Linked DNA regions of Mus musculus: region 1 is linked to region 2. The links are chromatin loops, found by intact Hi-C in ENCODE. Cell type or tissue: gastrocnemius. All regions are shown on one strand.

What was found. Peaks named below come from ENCODE experiments on the same cell type or tissue, not always from the same donor. Only the 100,000 strongest peaks of a DNase experiment are listed, where the experiment ranks them.
Region 1: it touches region 2 in a loop (7-fold over the local background); 35 of 42 quality-filtered maps call a loop at or near these places.

The regions. Positions count from the first base shown.
Region 1 is chr7:67,799,815-67,807,814 of GRCm38, reverse strand. 4833412C05Rik (RIKEN cDNA 4833412C05 gene) reads left to right here and starts at 4,319. Exons shown (of 3, transcript NR_045954.1): 1 at 4,319-4,450. Gm34350 (a long non-coding RNA gene) reads right to left here and starts at 4,626. Exons shown (of 3, transcript XR_391567.3): 1 at 4,455-4,626. In gastrocnemius, a CTCF peak has its summit at 2,064; DNase peaks (open chromatin) are centred at 4,066 and 4,431; H3K4me3 peaks cover 1,123 bases; H3K27ac peaks cover 1,115 bases.
Region 2 is chr7:67,946,787-67,954,786 of GRCm38, reverse strand. Igf1r (insulin-like growth factor I receptor) reads right to left here and starts at 2,530. Exons shown (of 21, transcript NM_010513.2): 1 at 1,835-2,530. The coding sequence starts at 1,928. In gastrocnemius, CTCF peaks have their summits at 1,828 and 3,720 (motif pointing right); DNase peaks (open chromatin) are centred at 2,491, 2,995, 3,737, 3,969 and 4 more places; H3K4me3 peaks cover 4,846 bases; H3K27ac peaks cover 4,320 bases.

The sequences.
Region 1 (8,000 bases), 150 kb after region 2:
TGTTTGCTCTGGCACCAGCTTGAATTGCATCAGATTGGAGCACGAAACAAGTCAACACGCAGCTTGTGCCCAAGCCCAGGCCACAGCCTGGCATGCCCCTTGGTGTGGATTGGTAATGTCTTATTTATAGTTGTTTGTGTGGTGACTCTCATTAAGGGTCCCCAGGGATCCCTAGTTCCGCTAGTTCAGTGAGACTTTATTGCATTTTCGCATATACTTATGTGCCATTATGCTATGGTACATTTATGTATATTTATACATTTATACTTATTCGTATATATTATATCGTTATGGCCATCTTATTAACTAGTCTATTCAAATCACTATACATCATATTGTTAAATTACTTTTTTCTTTTTTAAGATTTATTTATTATTATATCTAAGTCCACTGTAGCTGTCTCCAGATGCACCAGAAGAGGGCGTCAGATCTCGTTACTGATGGTTGTGAGCCACCATGTGGTTGCTGGGATTTGAACTCAGGACCTTCGGAAGAGCAGTCAGTGCTCTTAACCACTGAGCCATCTCTCCAGCCCCGTTAAATTACTTTTGCTACACTTAGGGCCTGCGGGTTTCTAGACTTCTTGGCACAGAGTTCTTAGGACAGCCAGGGTGTGTGTGTTTTCTACACATGTGTATGTATGTAGGTGTGTGTGCATGGATGTGGGTTTGGAAGTCAGAGGAGAACATCAGGTATTTTTCTCCATCACTCTAACCATTATTATTTTCAGATAAGGTCTCTTACTGAACTTTGAGTTATGGTGGTGGCCGGGAAGCCCTACTGACCCCTCTGTCCTGCTCCCAGTAGGACTTGGGGTTACTAGTGTCTGTGTCTACACGTTGCTTCTCACATGGATGCTGGGATCCTACTGAGGTTCTCATGTTTGAGTAACATAGGCTTTATCCAGTGAGCCATCTCTACAACTTAGACAGCAATGTTTCCTTCTGTCATTGAAGCTGGTCCCCTGGGTGAATGGGACACAGTTCAACTTATCCCTTCCCAGCCAGGCTGATTGCTAGGGACCCCTCATGACAGGACTGTTCCCCATTCAAGTTTTCTGTCTTTTGATTGATAGCACAGAGGAAGGGAGATACACACACACACACACACACACACACACTCACACATGTTCCCCCATGATTTCCCTTCAGGAACTCAAGTTTCTTAAGGCTTATTGGGGCTGGCCAATGAAGGATGATCAAGGGCCAGTGAGGGTGCCAACCTGAGAATGAAGTCACCCCAGCTGAGCTAAGGATAAGGGTAATTGAAACGGTGTTGTTAATCTGCTAGATGAAGCTGTACGTGAAATGGACATCTCCACTGTCTTTTTCTTGAGACAATTAAATGCCTTTATTTGCATAAACAAGCGTGGGCTGGATTTCCGTCTTTTGCAAAGGATGAATTCTGACAACCTGGGCCTAAAGGGGGGCTCTGTGTGGCTGTAGGGATCTAAGCAGATGAAAGGCAGTCAGGATACCCTTGGGCAGCTACAATGTTTCCTCCTCCACTAAATCTTGAAGGTAGGCATCCTGTGCACCCCATAGGCTGGACAGTGCTACCAGCCTTGCACCCCATTAGCAGCTACCACACAAAGTTTAAAGTGCGTACCTCAGGCTTTGCAGCTGCCCCACCCCCCATCCCCCACGCGCCAAGTTCATCACTGGGCACCACTGCCCTTCCAAACAAGGATCATCCTTAAGAGGATGGTAATTCAACCTACCTCAAGGCATGCACAGAGGGCAGAATCCAGGCAACCGAACAGAACCAAATCAAGACTTGAGGACTAGCTTATGGTGGGATCAACCTCAGAATGAAGAGCAGAACAAGCCAACACTTGAGTTGGCCGGCACACATAGGAAGGGACAAGCCATGCTGTCATGGTGCAGGCAAACCACAACTGCTCCTGATATAGGGACTGGGTTCTGGGATGTCACAACCAACCTAGACAGCCAGTGAGAGTGCTGTCATTCAAGCTGGCTCCAGAGAGGAGCAGAGGATCCTTCAAGGAGAGCCAGGCTGACCTCCTGTGACATAAAACAGAAATGCCACAGAGGCCACTGAAGGCAGTCACGAGCCTGTGCAATTGGAGGTTTGGTGAACCATCTGGCTATCAGTGGAGTTTTGAATGACTGTAACCAATAAAACAAAGACTGTGGAGCAGCCTGTTCCTGGATAGCCTTTCGGGAACTCCCCACACACGCACGCACTTACTATGTGGCATGCTGAGTGAATTCTTAGAAACCAGGAACCCACCCAAATTAATAGGAACAGCTTCAAAACTGTCTCACGGAAAATAAAGATGTTCCTTGGATTTAATCTTGTTCGCACAGACTTTAAGATAAAAGAGAGGAAGGGGAAGAAGCAGAAGAGGAAGAAGGAAAATCTCAATGTGTGAGATTGCTGTATAATCCCAGCACTGGGGGACAGACAGACAGACTGCTGGGGCTTGCTGATCAACCTAAGGGAATATAGGTGGGCAGCGCCTGAGAAAGGAAACTGAACTTGTCCACTGCCCTCCACTAGAACATGTCCCCACATATATACATGCAACACATACAAAGAAATGCAACCAGGTACCGTAGGATGTAAGGCAAGCATGAACCTGTCACCCCAATAATTTTCAAAAGTTGTCCATAATTGTGTGACTCAGAAAACTGATGTCTTCCCAGGTGAAGAAACCCAAAGTGGGAGGTCATTAGGGTCCCTGTCAGGAGGCAGATGGGGAAGAGCTTAGACTTGTCGGCTTCTCTTTGGAGCCATCAACAACCAAGCAACAAGAACCGGTGCTGCAGACTGACCACCTAGGAGCCATTTTGGAGGTCAGTGAAAGTCCAGGAAGAGGGTCTACTGTTGATCCATCTTTAAAACGTCTCTGTGCTCTGTTTTGAATGCAATTTACCCATTTTATGCTTTGCCTCCATGTATGTATGGGCACCACATGCATGCTTGGCACCTGAGGCGATTGGAAGAAGACATCGCTTGGAACTGGAGTTGCAGATGGTGGAGAATCACCTTGTGTATGCTGGGAATCCAGCCTGGGTCACCTACAAGAGCTGCAAGTGTTCTTAACCACTACAGCCCAAATCTTGGCGTTTTGTTTTTGTTTTTGTTTTTGTTTTGAGACAGAATGTAATTATATAGCCCTGACTGGCCCTCTAGGCTCAAACTCACTAAGCCCCCTGCTTCCTGAGTGCTGGGATGAAAGGCAAGTGTTAAAGTGTTGGGAGGCCACTATGCCCTGCCAGCTCCCTGTGATACCCCTGGGCTTTACCTGGAGGAGTCACTGGAAGGGGCGGCGGCAAGGGTGGGGGTGGGGGGCGTGCGTGCGTGCGTGCGTGTGTGTGTGTGTGTGTGTGTGTGTGTGTGTGTGTGTGTGTGTGTGTGTGTGGCAGTTCTCAATCACTGAAACAAACATTGGCTTTGGGGAACCAGCATTGTCCATTACTGTTGGGGTGACCAGAGCCTTTCTAACCTCAAGATAAAATGGTGGCAATTGTTCTCTTGCAGGAAGGTGTAGGAAAGGAACCAGCCACGTGGCGGTTCGAACTTAAAAACTCTTCGGGCCACAAGGAGGAAAGTGGGTCGCTTCACACCCCCAGGCTCACGGAGAGGCAGGAAGAGCAAGGAGGAGGCGGGGGGGGGGGGGTAGAGAGGAGATTGAGAGGAAAAAGGATGGGCAAGAAAGCGAATCTCCCAGCTGGTGCAGAGCCCCACACGGTGCCTTACTGACACACATCCAGAGATTCGAGTCCCCTGAACCCGCGTGGGTGACTTTGAAGCAGATTCCCGCCTGGCACAGCGCACTCTCCAGCCGCTCACGTGAAATCCATCAAGGCAAAGTCACACCCTACAGCCAGAGCAATTCGGGAAGCTTGACTCTCCCACAAACAAGGTATTGGGCTCTTTCCTCCCCATTCCCTTCCTCTGAAGCTTAGCTTCTCCCTCCGCATCACTGTCCACGTGCGGACTCATAAGGCGCCCACCCCCATCCGGGCGGGTCCCCACCCTAGGGCATTGGATCCTGCGGGTTGTTTACCAGCTGGCCATCTCCCCAGACCCTGCGCGGTGCCGCCACCTGCCGGTGGGAGACTGAACTGCACCCGCGGGTGCGGGCCAGCAACTGCGGGCTGATGACCCAACGCCGCAGGCATCCGAGGATAACCTTTCCCCTTTCTTTCCAAGACCAAATAAGGGGGCTCTTGCCTCTGTGAGCTGTGCCTGTGGCGGTTAAGCCAAGGGGCGTGGAAAGGAGGATCCCAGAACGAGGCTGACAGTCAGCTAAACAACCCACTACATTGTTCCCTCCCCACATGGCCTCCTCCCTGCTCCCCGGCAGTCCCCACATGCAGCAGCAGACTAGTGGGTAGAACTGCAGGGGTATGGAGACATCCCGAACTTCAGCAGCAGCAGTCCCAGCACCCCGCCCCCAACCTCAGGCATGAAGAGCAAGGTACCTGCAGTAGCTTACTCCTGGGTGTTGCCCAAGCTCAGGACCCTCGGGCCTGGGGGTCAGTAGGGCTGAGAGAAGCCTCAGACCTTGGGGAGGGGCGAGAGAGGTGACACTTGTAGAGGAGCTAGACAGGGCTGTCAGACCTCTGAACCTTGGCATCACCCACACAGAGGGAGTCACAGTGGCTGACAGTGTTCAGTAACCACAGAAACCAAGATTTGACCTATATTTTCAAACATGGCCTCGACTCCAGCTTCCCCTCCTTGAAATCGTAGTGAAAGCGTCTGACTTGACTTGTTATGAATGCTCCTCTTGCTTTAGATTCCAGAAGGCCACCCAGAAGGCAAATCAAGAAACCTCACTAGATGGTTTGTGGATAACGGGAGGGTCCTGATGGGTTCCAGGAAGGAGTCAGAGGCTCTCCTCGTTCACTACCTCTTACCGATCACAGTGGTGACTAGATGATTGCGCTCATGTATGTGCTTTTTGACTGTGTGCACTTTGGGTGTTTTGAGTGATGAAACAGAGGGGAGCAAACCAACACTTTGGTCAGGATGACAGAGTGCTTATAGCCTGTCCGATCCGAGCCTTGATTGAGCGCTCCCTGGGTGCTAACCACTGTTCTGAATATCCCACATCATTACCATCTGCAGGTACCTCTGCTACGGGGAAGGACCACGCCTTCAGAAACACAGCCTTCCTCCTACCACCCAGCCAGGTCACTAACTGGATTCAGGCTCAGGCCTTGGGGTTCCAGAGTGTATATACCCTTGACCCAAACCCTAAATGTTCATTAATAGGGATTTGATTCGTTTACTGTACACCCATGTAATGGAATCGTCTTTGGCTGCTTAAATGGGATGTAGACTAGGAATAATTGTCAGAGGCCAAATATCCACCACACACTGTTAAATGGACACAGCAGGGAGTCAACAGCGTGTATAAGTGGATCTTGTCCTGTGGCTGTTCAGAGGGGACTCATGGCAGCACTAAACTGTGGGCCTTGGTGGGTGGCGGAACTTTAGGTGGCTAATTTTACAGGGATGCTTTCTTCCTTCATTGCTGAGCTCTTTGTGATCCACTGTCAAGGCCGTGAATAAATCCCCCACAAAGTCTTCCCTGATCCCCCGAATTGGACACTAACGACCCCCGTGTCCCTCTGGTGTGGGAACTTGCGTGGGATGGTTTCTTAGTTACATAAGCTCTCGGCTCTATTGCCAGCTGAACTGATGACTTTGGAAGGGAGACATGAGCGGTGTCTCCGGTTTCCATGTTTCCTTTGTATCCTCTGTGGGATTCAAATATTTACCTATAGTTTGGCGTCACCCAGTGCTGATGGGAGGACCCAGTGAAGAATTAATTCCATAATTAGTTGTTTGATGTTGGCCTTCTTTTAGTTCAATAAGTTCCCAAGGACAGAGACATGCTTTTCCTAGTCAGCTACATGTCCTGACACTAGGTCTGCCATAGCACACAGCCTGTAGGTACTCCATATAGGTTTACTATGCAAATGAGCATAGCCCTTCGTCTTAAGGAAGCAAAATGGGAGGGTTCTCTATGTCCAGATGTACTATCAAATAATTAAGCATCTCTACAAGGCAGAGACTCTTAGTAGGAACTGGTTCTGGCTAGCAGGGCAGAAAGGGACAGTTTGGAACTGACAAGAAGGCAGAAGAGGCTTTAAAAACTGGGCAGGAAACAAAGGAAATCAAGCTGAAGGAAGACCTAGTCAGAGATACTAGGAAATAGCAGCTGGTTCCAGCACCCCTGAGCACCGTTCCCTGCTCCCACAGATGTTGCCAATGTATCCAGATGCTGCTGCAGTGGCAGATCCTGGCTTGTCACTGCCTTTTGGATCCTTTACCTGAGACTCCTGGTGTCCAGTGAAATCAGCTGGCTAAAGCCAGAGCCATGTACCTAGTGATGTACTGGCTGGTACTTAATCTGCATGCCAACAGGAAAAGCCCTGTATCCTAGCATCTACTGCCCCTGCTGAAAACATCCCTGTCACGGCTGATTTTCATCTGTCAATCACTTAGCCACCAGCTCAAGAGATTCCTGAGGCTTGAAAGGTTGGTGCTGTTGGGCTGATGAGTCATTCTCTGGTGTCTCCCTGTGTAGGGCATGCCAGCCAACCCCCTCCAGAGAAAACACATATCCACATCTCAACACAATGCTGACACCGTGGCAGAGAGGCTAGGCAGGGTGTAGGTCAATACGCTGTCTGGCTATTTGTTACAGGAGCATTCAGAACCCAAAGGAAGGTCAAATGTAGAATCCCAGAGAGTGCAGCATGCGGCTGAGAGAAGTGCCTGGAGGCAGAGGTGGATAACAGGAGAGATGTTTAGATCTGTACCAATCAGACCTCAGGCAGAGTCTCTATTGTGCATATTACAAATAATCTGCCCAGGACAGAGAGCAAGAGCCTGCTCTGAGTTTGTTGATGGACGGTCATAGAAGGCACTCCTGCCTTCTCCAAGAGGGACTGACCTCTCGCACTAGGTCTCAAGTCCAAGGGCAAAAATCGTTACATTCTGGATATAGTGCTGTCCAGAATTTCCTGCGTGTACGAGGCAGGACACCCACAGATCACTAGTGGGCAAGTCGCCTGGGGGATTGAAGCCAGCCAGTGTGATGCTGAAGGCCATGGTGTTGATCATGAAGCCATCCTGACTTGGCCCATCAGTAGCTACTTGTGGTTGTCTTTGAATGAACCACAAGGCATGCCCACAGTTTGGAAAATAGAGACTCTGAGGCTTAGATTAAAGACTCTGTAGGGATGGTATGGTCAGGCTGACCTACCCTGGTATCCCAGGTCCATCCTTGCCAGCTTCCTCCCATGTGGAGTTGCATGTGGTCATGCCCAACCCTGGGTAGCAGGGCTGGGTGAGCTAAGATGTGTGGTAGATGATACCTCACAGTCTGTTAATGAATGCATTCCTATGGGATAGTCTACTCAAGGTGGAATCAATATAGAAATCACTTACTTGGAGTTTAAAAATCATCTTTTATATATCATTTATGGATGATCACTATGTTGTGATGTTGCTGGGAACTTCACTCAGCTGAATGACAGATTGCACCTAGTTACAGAAACAAGCTTAGCAAATGGCGTACATGGTCTGTGTTGTCTTCTCACAGTTGGCCTGGCTGAGAGGGGCCAAGGCACCTGGCCAACTCTTAGCACACGGGCCACCTGGGAAATATCTAGTGACCCTGGAACTTCCTGGAGTCCTGCTGGAGGCATCCAGAGGACCCTTGCCTGAGAAGGTAGGAATGGGACACTAAACGTGGCTTAAGTATTTGGGAGTAAAAATGAATGACCCAGGAGAAAAAGTGCCCATAGGACCATGTTACCATGGACCCTGTTGGCAGCCAACAGGGAAAACTTAAAAAGCGGTGGGTGGGTAAACGGAAATAAAGATGGAGGTTACCAGAAACGTTAGAAATGAGGAAGTTCGTACCAGTACCCAGGCATCTGGATTCCCCACAGTGGGCTGCCTTGTGGGTGATGTGGATCCATTGGGGGAGCTCCAGTTTAACTCCCAGT
Region 2 (8,000 bases):
AGTCCTTAAAGGCTAGAAATCTTCCCTGCCCCCAAACACCATCTAACCGCCTTTCACCCAATCCAGTGTGCTCAAAGTTTGGAAAACAAAGGGCAGGAGAGCCCAGATTTGTGAGGTCGGCCATAGTCTGCGAGTCTTTCTCTAGTCTTACTATAGCTATAGTTCTTTTAAGAACTACTCGGACTCCATCATAGATATTTCTTAAAAGAGGCTCAAGGGTTTGTTTATAGAAACAGCCTTTGTGAACTACGGCAGCGGTAGGGTCCCTAGCAGGCTCCATCGTGTCACACCCCCCCCCCACCCCAACTCAAGGCTAGGTCGTGATTTTTCGAAGTTAATAGGCACCACCTGCATACATTCTGCAAACATTACTCATCCGCACGCCCTCACTTCCCCAGCCCCTACTCGGAGACTGCATTTAAACTTTTAATCGCGTTCAAATTACTCTACCATCTCTAAAGCACCAGTATGCCACACTGTTTTTCTCGAGAACAAAACCCCCTCCTCCTCCTCCTGCCCGCATACACTGTGGAGAGTTCTCATTCCCAGAGACACCCCCCACCACCACCTACTCCTACCCGACACCACCAAAACAAAAGCTATCAGATTGCAAGCGATAGCAAGCATGAGCGATACTGCTTATTAAGTATGTACAAAGGAAGTGCAGAGCGGGGGGGGGGGGGGGGGAGGTGTTGGCAGTGCACCACAACTTTGGCCACAACAAAACCAAGGCCAGGGCTCCGCGCTCGCAAAACAAAACAACCACCCGTCCACTACCACACTACAGATCCCGTCGCAGCTCAACCCACCGCACACATCTCTCCCCCAGGCTGGGAGTCCGGTTCTCCCCTCGCGGTCGTGTGGCTGTGGATGCACCTAAATCCGCGCTGAACACGTGTGTGTGGAAAAGCACGTCGACTCTGCACAAGGGTGGACGTACCTATCTCCTCTTACTAAGACGCTCTGGGAAAAAAGTGTCCAGAGCTGGATAGAAACTGAGAGCCCCTAAGCCGAGGATCATCCAACCCTCCCCCCACGAAGAAAGTCCCAAGTTCACACTTTCCTAGAGGAAAATGGTGGGCACACCCTGCACCCCAAGGCCACACTGGACTGTCCAAGTTATCAAGCCTTGGGGTAGGTGGGTAGACGCCCACAGGCTCCAGAGAAGCGAAAGGCCAAGAACCTGAGGGGGTCGATGGGCCCAACAAGTTGGGTGATAGGAGGCTGCGCCCTGATGTTTGGAAACGTGTCCTGGGGCCGCGAGGCTTCCAACCATCCTGTATCTCCCCCTCAAGAACAACTTACACCCCGCAGGGTAGGAGGCTCCGAATTGCCGCCACGGAGCACTAGGTCTACCCCAGCAACCACCCGTGGAGCCTCCAAGGGTGCTGTCATGGTGAGCTGCGCGGGATGGGCGCTGGGGTGCCAAGTGGAGCGCCCCGGAGGGGGGGGGGCGAGAGTAGCGGGGTTCCCGAGGCCACCCAGACGCCAACTTCCCCACCAAGCGCCTACGCGGGGGCTGCCCCTGACCCGCCAGCGAGAAGGCACTGCCCACCCACCAGGCCGCGTGCGGGACAGCGCTCCCCGGACAGCGAAAGAGAAAGCCCTAAGGCCCTTCCCGCGCGCAGATGCGCTGAGCTAGGGCTCTAGGAGCTCCTGAGTCGTGAACTCTCGGGCCCTGCTCTACTCCGGCCTTCCGAGAGAGCCCCACCCTCCACTCCCGAGCCCCGAAGTCCGACAGCTGCGCCCGTGGCAACTGGGTTTTCCCAAACAGGGCGCAGCCCCTCGGAGGAAAAGTTCCCGCAGTGGCCGCGGGCGGCGGGCAAATACTCACTTTCTCCACTCGTCGGCCAGAGAGAGAGCGCGGCGGAGAGAAACACGAGCCCCCACAGCGAGGTCGGGGACCCTCCTCCGGAGCCAGACTTCATTCCTTTTATTTGGGACGAAATTCCCTTTTCTCAAAAATAGAAAAAAAAAAAAAAAAGAAAAGAAAAAAAGAAAAAAAAAGTCTCCAACTCAGTCCTCACTCTCGTCCAAAAACAAGAGCGCAGGCGACGATCCTCGGAAAGCGGCGTGGACAAGGAGGGTGGCGCGGGGCGGCCCCTCAGCGCCGGCAGCAGCGGCCCACGGGGCGGCGGAGTCGGGAAGCCGGGGCGCGCCGGGGCGGGCTGTCGGCGTCGTCGGCCTCCATTTGCAAACGCAGAGATGCAGAAGAAGGAGGAAAACTGTACAGAAAGAGGAGCAAAGCCCAAATCGCCGCAGGCGAGGACAAACGCCACCCGATCCCCGGAGGGAACGACCACCGGAGCCTACGCGGCGGGAGAGCGCGACGCAGTTGGCGAGACTGGTCCGAAGTCCCGGGCGCGGGCGAGGCCGGCGAGGGGCAGAAATGCGGAGTGGAAATGAATGAGCGGTTCCCCCTCCTCCGGCTCCTCCTCCTCCTCTGGGCTCCGCTCGCCGCCGCCTCCTCCCTCAGCGCCGCCGCCGCGAGCTCCTTCCCAAATCCAGGACACACACAAAGCGGCGGCCGCGCAGCGCTCAGCGCTCCCGCCGCCCCGCGTCGGCCCCCGCCCGCCGCCGACTCCGTGCGCGGGGGCTCCGGCTCGCTGAAGGTCAAAGCCGAGCACGCCGCGTGCCGTGGAGCTCTCGCAGGCACGGGGAGAGGCGTGGAGGGTCCGGAGAGCGGGGCCGAGGGTCTGCGAGCGCCGGGCGCGCCGGGACAGGCTCGCAGGCAGCTTCCCTGTCGCTCGCCTCTCTCGAGTTCGCCCGGTGCGCTCGCTCCTCCTCGGTTCCCCCCCCCCCTCCTTTTTTTTTCCGCTCAGCGGAGTTAATGCTGGTAAACAAGAACCTCAGCCTCACCGCGCCGCCGCCGCCGCCGCCACACACTGGGGGCTCTACGCGCGCGCTCTCGGGGCCGCGCACACGTGCCCGCGCGCACACTCCAAGCGGCTACAGCCGCAGTCCCGGCGCGCCGAGGGCCGGGCCCCGACTCGGCAGGCGCCAAGAGCCGGAGTTCGGGATCGCAGGGACGTGCGGAGCGGAGCGCGGGCGTGGGGAGCCGGGCCCAGGAGGCACCGCCCCCCGCGCCTCCACCCGCGCCGGCCCCCGCGCGCACACTGAGCCACGCGCGCGCCCACGCTTCCGCCCCCACCCGCACTGCGCCGGCCGGCCCTGTCCGCACCCTCCCCTCCCGCAGGACTCCAAAAAACAATGCCCGGGGCGCCGGTGGGACTCGGTGGCCAGGGGGGCGGCGGCAGGGCGGGCGGGCAGCAGAGCGGGCGGGCTGCGGGCGCGGTGGGCGGGGAGTGCGGCCTCGGAGCTTCATTGAAAACAACAACAGCGCGGCTGGAGAGCGCGCTGGCCGACTCCGTGAAAAAGCTTCATTGTTTCTTGCAGCTGTTGCAAAATAAATAAATAAGTGCATGCATGCGGCATTTTTTTCGCAGTGTGGTGGAAAGCCCGGACGCGACGGGAGGGGCACACCTGGGGGAAAGGGGACCCCTGAAGACTGCTACGCAAGGCACTTTCCACGCCAGGCTTGGGCGCCCGTGGCGGCGCTCCTTGGGTGTTCCGGTGCTTGCGCGCAGTCGGGGAGCGGACAGGGTGCGGTCCGCGAGGCTCTATTCTCGAAGCACAGCGATTCCACCGCGGGCCCCCAGCCCTGGAAAGGGAACCCAGACAGGCGGCCCCTCGTGCCCAGGACCCGTCTCCGCGGCGGCCGCCAGAGGGCGCGACCGCAGCCTGGGAGGGCTGGCTCCGGGAATGTCGCCTCCCTCCCTCCGGGGGAGGAAATGTGGGGGCCCCGAGTCGGGGACCGACTCGGCTGGGTCGTGCTAGCCGGGCCTCCCAGCCCCATTCCTCTCCCGCCCTGAGGGCGCTCCACCGCATCGTGCTGGTCCGTGCTCCACCACGTGGGCAGCTGCGGAGAAGGACCGCAGCGCGTGTCAGGCTGCGGGAACCCGCAGCTGGGGGGCGTGTCCGAGGGCTTCCCAGGGAGGGGATTGCGGGCGGGGACCCTAACCCGGACAACGTCGTCTGGCTCGGGTCCCAGTCTTAGGAATGTGCGGCCGCCACCCGGAATCGGTGGCCACTGCAGAAACCCACCCGCACCTGCCTCCATTCCCCCCTCCCCTCCGCGTCCCTCTAGCTTCATTTGATCTGTAAGTGACTTGAAACTAGCACCAGCCCAAGTCTCCTCGGTGTTTTTTCTCAACTGTGCCAGGGGAGAGGTTTCCCCAAGACGAGGCTTTCCCAGGACTGCCATCTAATGAACAAACACTGCGGAGGCCAGGTCCTCAAAGGGGGAGAAACCAGCAATGGCTAGAGAAAGGAGTTTGAAATACGTGGACTTTTAAAAATAGTGATTTGATCACGTGTCGCCCTTAATGCGGTCGGGCTTCATGACTCAGGCTAATTGATATCCACGATAAATAAAAAGATGGCTCATAAGAGTTGGGAATGTCTGGATCAAATAGAAGTGTTTGTCTTATAAACAGTCGGACTGTCTGGTTGGTGGAGAGGACCAGTTCTGTAGCAAAGAAAGGTTTCTTTCATTACTCAAATAGTAAAAGATTTCGGCATTGCATTTATATGCACCCCATCTTTCATAAGGGATTTTTTTTTTTTTTTTTTTTTTTTTTTTTTACTAAATTTAGAGCTGAAAACAAATCAAAAGCTACCGTAAAGGAAACTAAGCCCATATTTTTCTGTATCATCTGAATCAGTTTTTCCCTTGGAAATGTTGAGCTACGTTCAGTGAATCGGTTCTATAGAAGGAACGTTTCCGAAGGAAGGAAAGAAAAGTACATACATAGGGCTGTTTTGTTTACCGGAAACTTGCCTTGTTTTTAAAATAAATTGTGCCAGTTTTAGATGTTCCTGAACGTTAAGAAATAAATACATTAGAACTTTCACTTAGATGCAACATTTAAAAATACAAATCCAGGTTTCTAATATCAAAGTATTTCTTCAGAGCATTCCCTGCACCGAAGGGGTCCTTAGTAACTCCAGCCTGGTGCTCTCAGCATATAATTCAGATGCAGAGGAATAACAGTAGGTTTGATTTCAGAATGTTTTGATGCATACTTGTAGATTAAGCTTAGCAATGCTGTTTAGGTTTGTCCAACACACACACAAAAATCTTTAAATGCAATATGTTTTTAATATTAGTTATGAAAATGTTTGCACATTTGCCCCTGCAAACATACGTATATAGAACAAAGAGAAATAACTAGCTGGTGTTTGTAAGGGAAGCAGAGGTTTGCTTTAGTGCCTTAAGTTGTTTATTTGCTTGGTACCAAAAATACCTGTGGATTTTTTTAAATGTTTTATTAAAGTAGTAGGACATCAATAAGATGCTGTCCCACTTTTAGATAGAGAGGTTAAGGGAAGGATAGGATGAAAGTTTCCTTTCCTTTAGGCTCCACCTTGACCTTGAAAAGGATGTTGACTTTCACTTTCTTCTGTGATTATCTCCTGCCTACCCACTCACTCTTACTTTTCTTCAACCCTGCAAACAAAGTCCTGTTTGCTTTCTACCTACAGGGATGGTGGCTCAAACATTTTGTTTTACACCGTTTGCCCCAGACATCTTACACATTTCCCTCTTTTGAGCAGAAATTGGTTTCTTGTTTTCAAATAAAGGAAAAAAAATTAACTTGATAACAGCTTCAGATCCAGTTATCCTGTTGAATGTACCAGACTCCCCAAAGATGTTCCATGTATGTGGTAAACACATAAGGCACAGCCCAGATGACTGACACATGCAATAAGATATGTTGTGATCTGTTTCCAGAATGAAATCTAAGTCGTCCCCCCCCCCCTTAGAAGAAGTGAACTACAGCCTCAGACATCACAGGTAAGATCTTCCAGACAGAATGTTGAGAAAACATATTCAAGTTTCAGAAAGCCACACAGCATGATACTCTTTTGATGAAGCCTTTAACACAAAGGAAAAAATGAAAAGGTTTTTTTTTTTGAGCAATAAAATTTATTAGCACATGGCTAAATAAATAAATAAATAAATAATATGAAGAATGAGTGAAGGTATTTATTTATTTATTTGGAGAGAAGAGGGGAACCCTTTGAGCACACAGAAAGTTCTTGAAAATGTGAAGAATTTACAAAGCTGCATTTTATGGTTTCAAGAATTTTTGCATCTATTGAATATTAAACAAAAATATATGAGAAATCTCAAGTTTTCCAACATCAATCTTAGAGATTTCAATTTGTTTTGTAAACAACTCAGAAATAGTTTTTAAGAAAAACTAAAACAATGTAAACTAGTCTGATACTGAAGAACACATTTCAGAGGAGCGTATACTCACACTCTATCAATGCCTTAAGACAAAATAAATCATAAAATGAAATGAAAGAATGTTCTGTGTAGGTCAGTCGGCTTCACTAATAAAATCCCTACTGTGAGAAACAAACTGGAAGCTCATGGGAAGTAAAACACACACCAAACTTAGGCACTGGCATCTCTGCCCCTAGCTTTGCACCAAAAGTGATGAAAATGTTCACAGACATAGCAGTATGGCCATGCCAGTAGCCACTTTACTCATTATATCGAAACTCTGGAAACACCCAAATGAAGGAGGATAGATAAACAAATCATCTAGCACAATACTACCCAGCATTAAAAAGGAGCTAACTGCTAGTCCATGTGAATACACAGACAAGTCTCAAAAGCAGGATGTGTAAGCCAGACACAAAAGAATATATACAATATTAGACCATCCAAGTCAAATTCAGGGGCAGGCAAAACGGATCTAGGAAGCCAAACCAAAATTAGTCTCATGGTTGCCCTTGGTGGGTAGGAAGTGAGGAACTTCAATTCAGAAGGCAATGAGACAAAGAACATTCTGGGCTGATGGCAACAGGTAGGTGATTTTCTGTGCTAGGGTAATGCATTCACCAAAAGCATCCAGCTGTGCACCTTAGATACATGGATTCATTTCTGACTGAATCTGGATTTAAATATAGAAAGAGTGTATCATTATATATGTTGAAAATTTTACAGCTGTTCTTGAAACACACACACAAAACAAAACAAAACAAAACAAAACAAAAAACAACAAAACCTTAACCCAGAGCTCCCTATTTTTGTTTCTATACGAGTTAGTAGAAATTCTAAATTCCAATCTCTTTGTCCAGGCTGTTTCTGTAGACAGACAAACATCTTTTAGGAGGACCTCTGTTAGAGACCTCCCTCAAGGGCCTGCAGGTTTGGAAGTCATCACAGTGTCTCTACAGAAAAGTCTAGGGACACCGAAGGTATGATGTGACTCTGGCTAACAACAATTAGAGATTTGTTTGTGCTCAACTTGGGATTTTCCTCTTTGTTTCACTGCCTCTCTCTGTCTTTCCTTTCTTTCTTTCTTTCTTTCTTTCTTTCTTTCTTTCTTTCTTTCTTTCTCTCTTTCTCTCTTTCTCTCTTTCTCTCTCTCTTTTCTTTCTCTCTTCTTTCTTTCTTTCTCTCTTTCTTTCTTCTTTTCTTCCTTTCTTTTCTCTGTCTTTCTTTCTCCTCACTTTCTTTCTTTCTAACATGGTGTCACATAGACCACACTGACCTCCTAATCTTTCTGCCTCAGCCTCCCTTGATTTGGGCTAACAAGAATGAGTCACCACACCCAGCTAATTGACCGACTCCTCTGTTTTCACAGATAGCCAGCTCATGTGTCATAAATGCCATATTCCTCCATGTGGAGGTTACAAAGAGCACTTGTATGAAACCAGTCAAGAGAACAGCCTCCTGGGGCTGCTTTCCACACCTTCTTCAGTGAACTATCAAGAACAGTTCCTGAAAAACCCAGGCCTGGGCTATGAGCAACAGGTACCATTGGGGCAGTTATTGATCCAAGGTGGAAACTCTGTGGCTTCTTTGTTAGCACTCTGCCTGAAGCACAGTACTTCACAGGTTGGCATGAGGGTACCTGACCTGAAAGTGAACATGATTCATGCCCTGCATGATGATCTGTGAGAAAATGAGCAGATGTGTA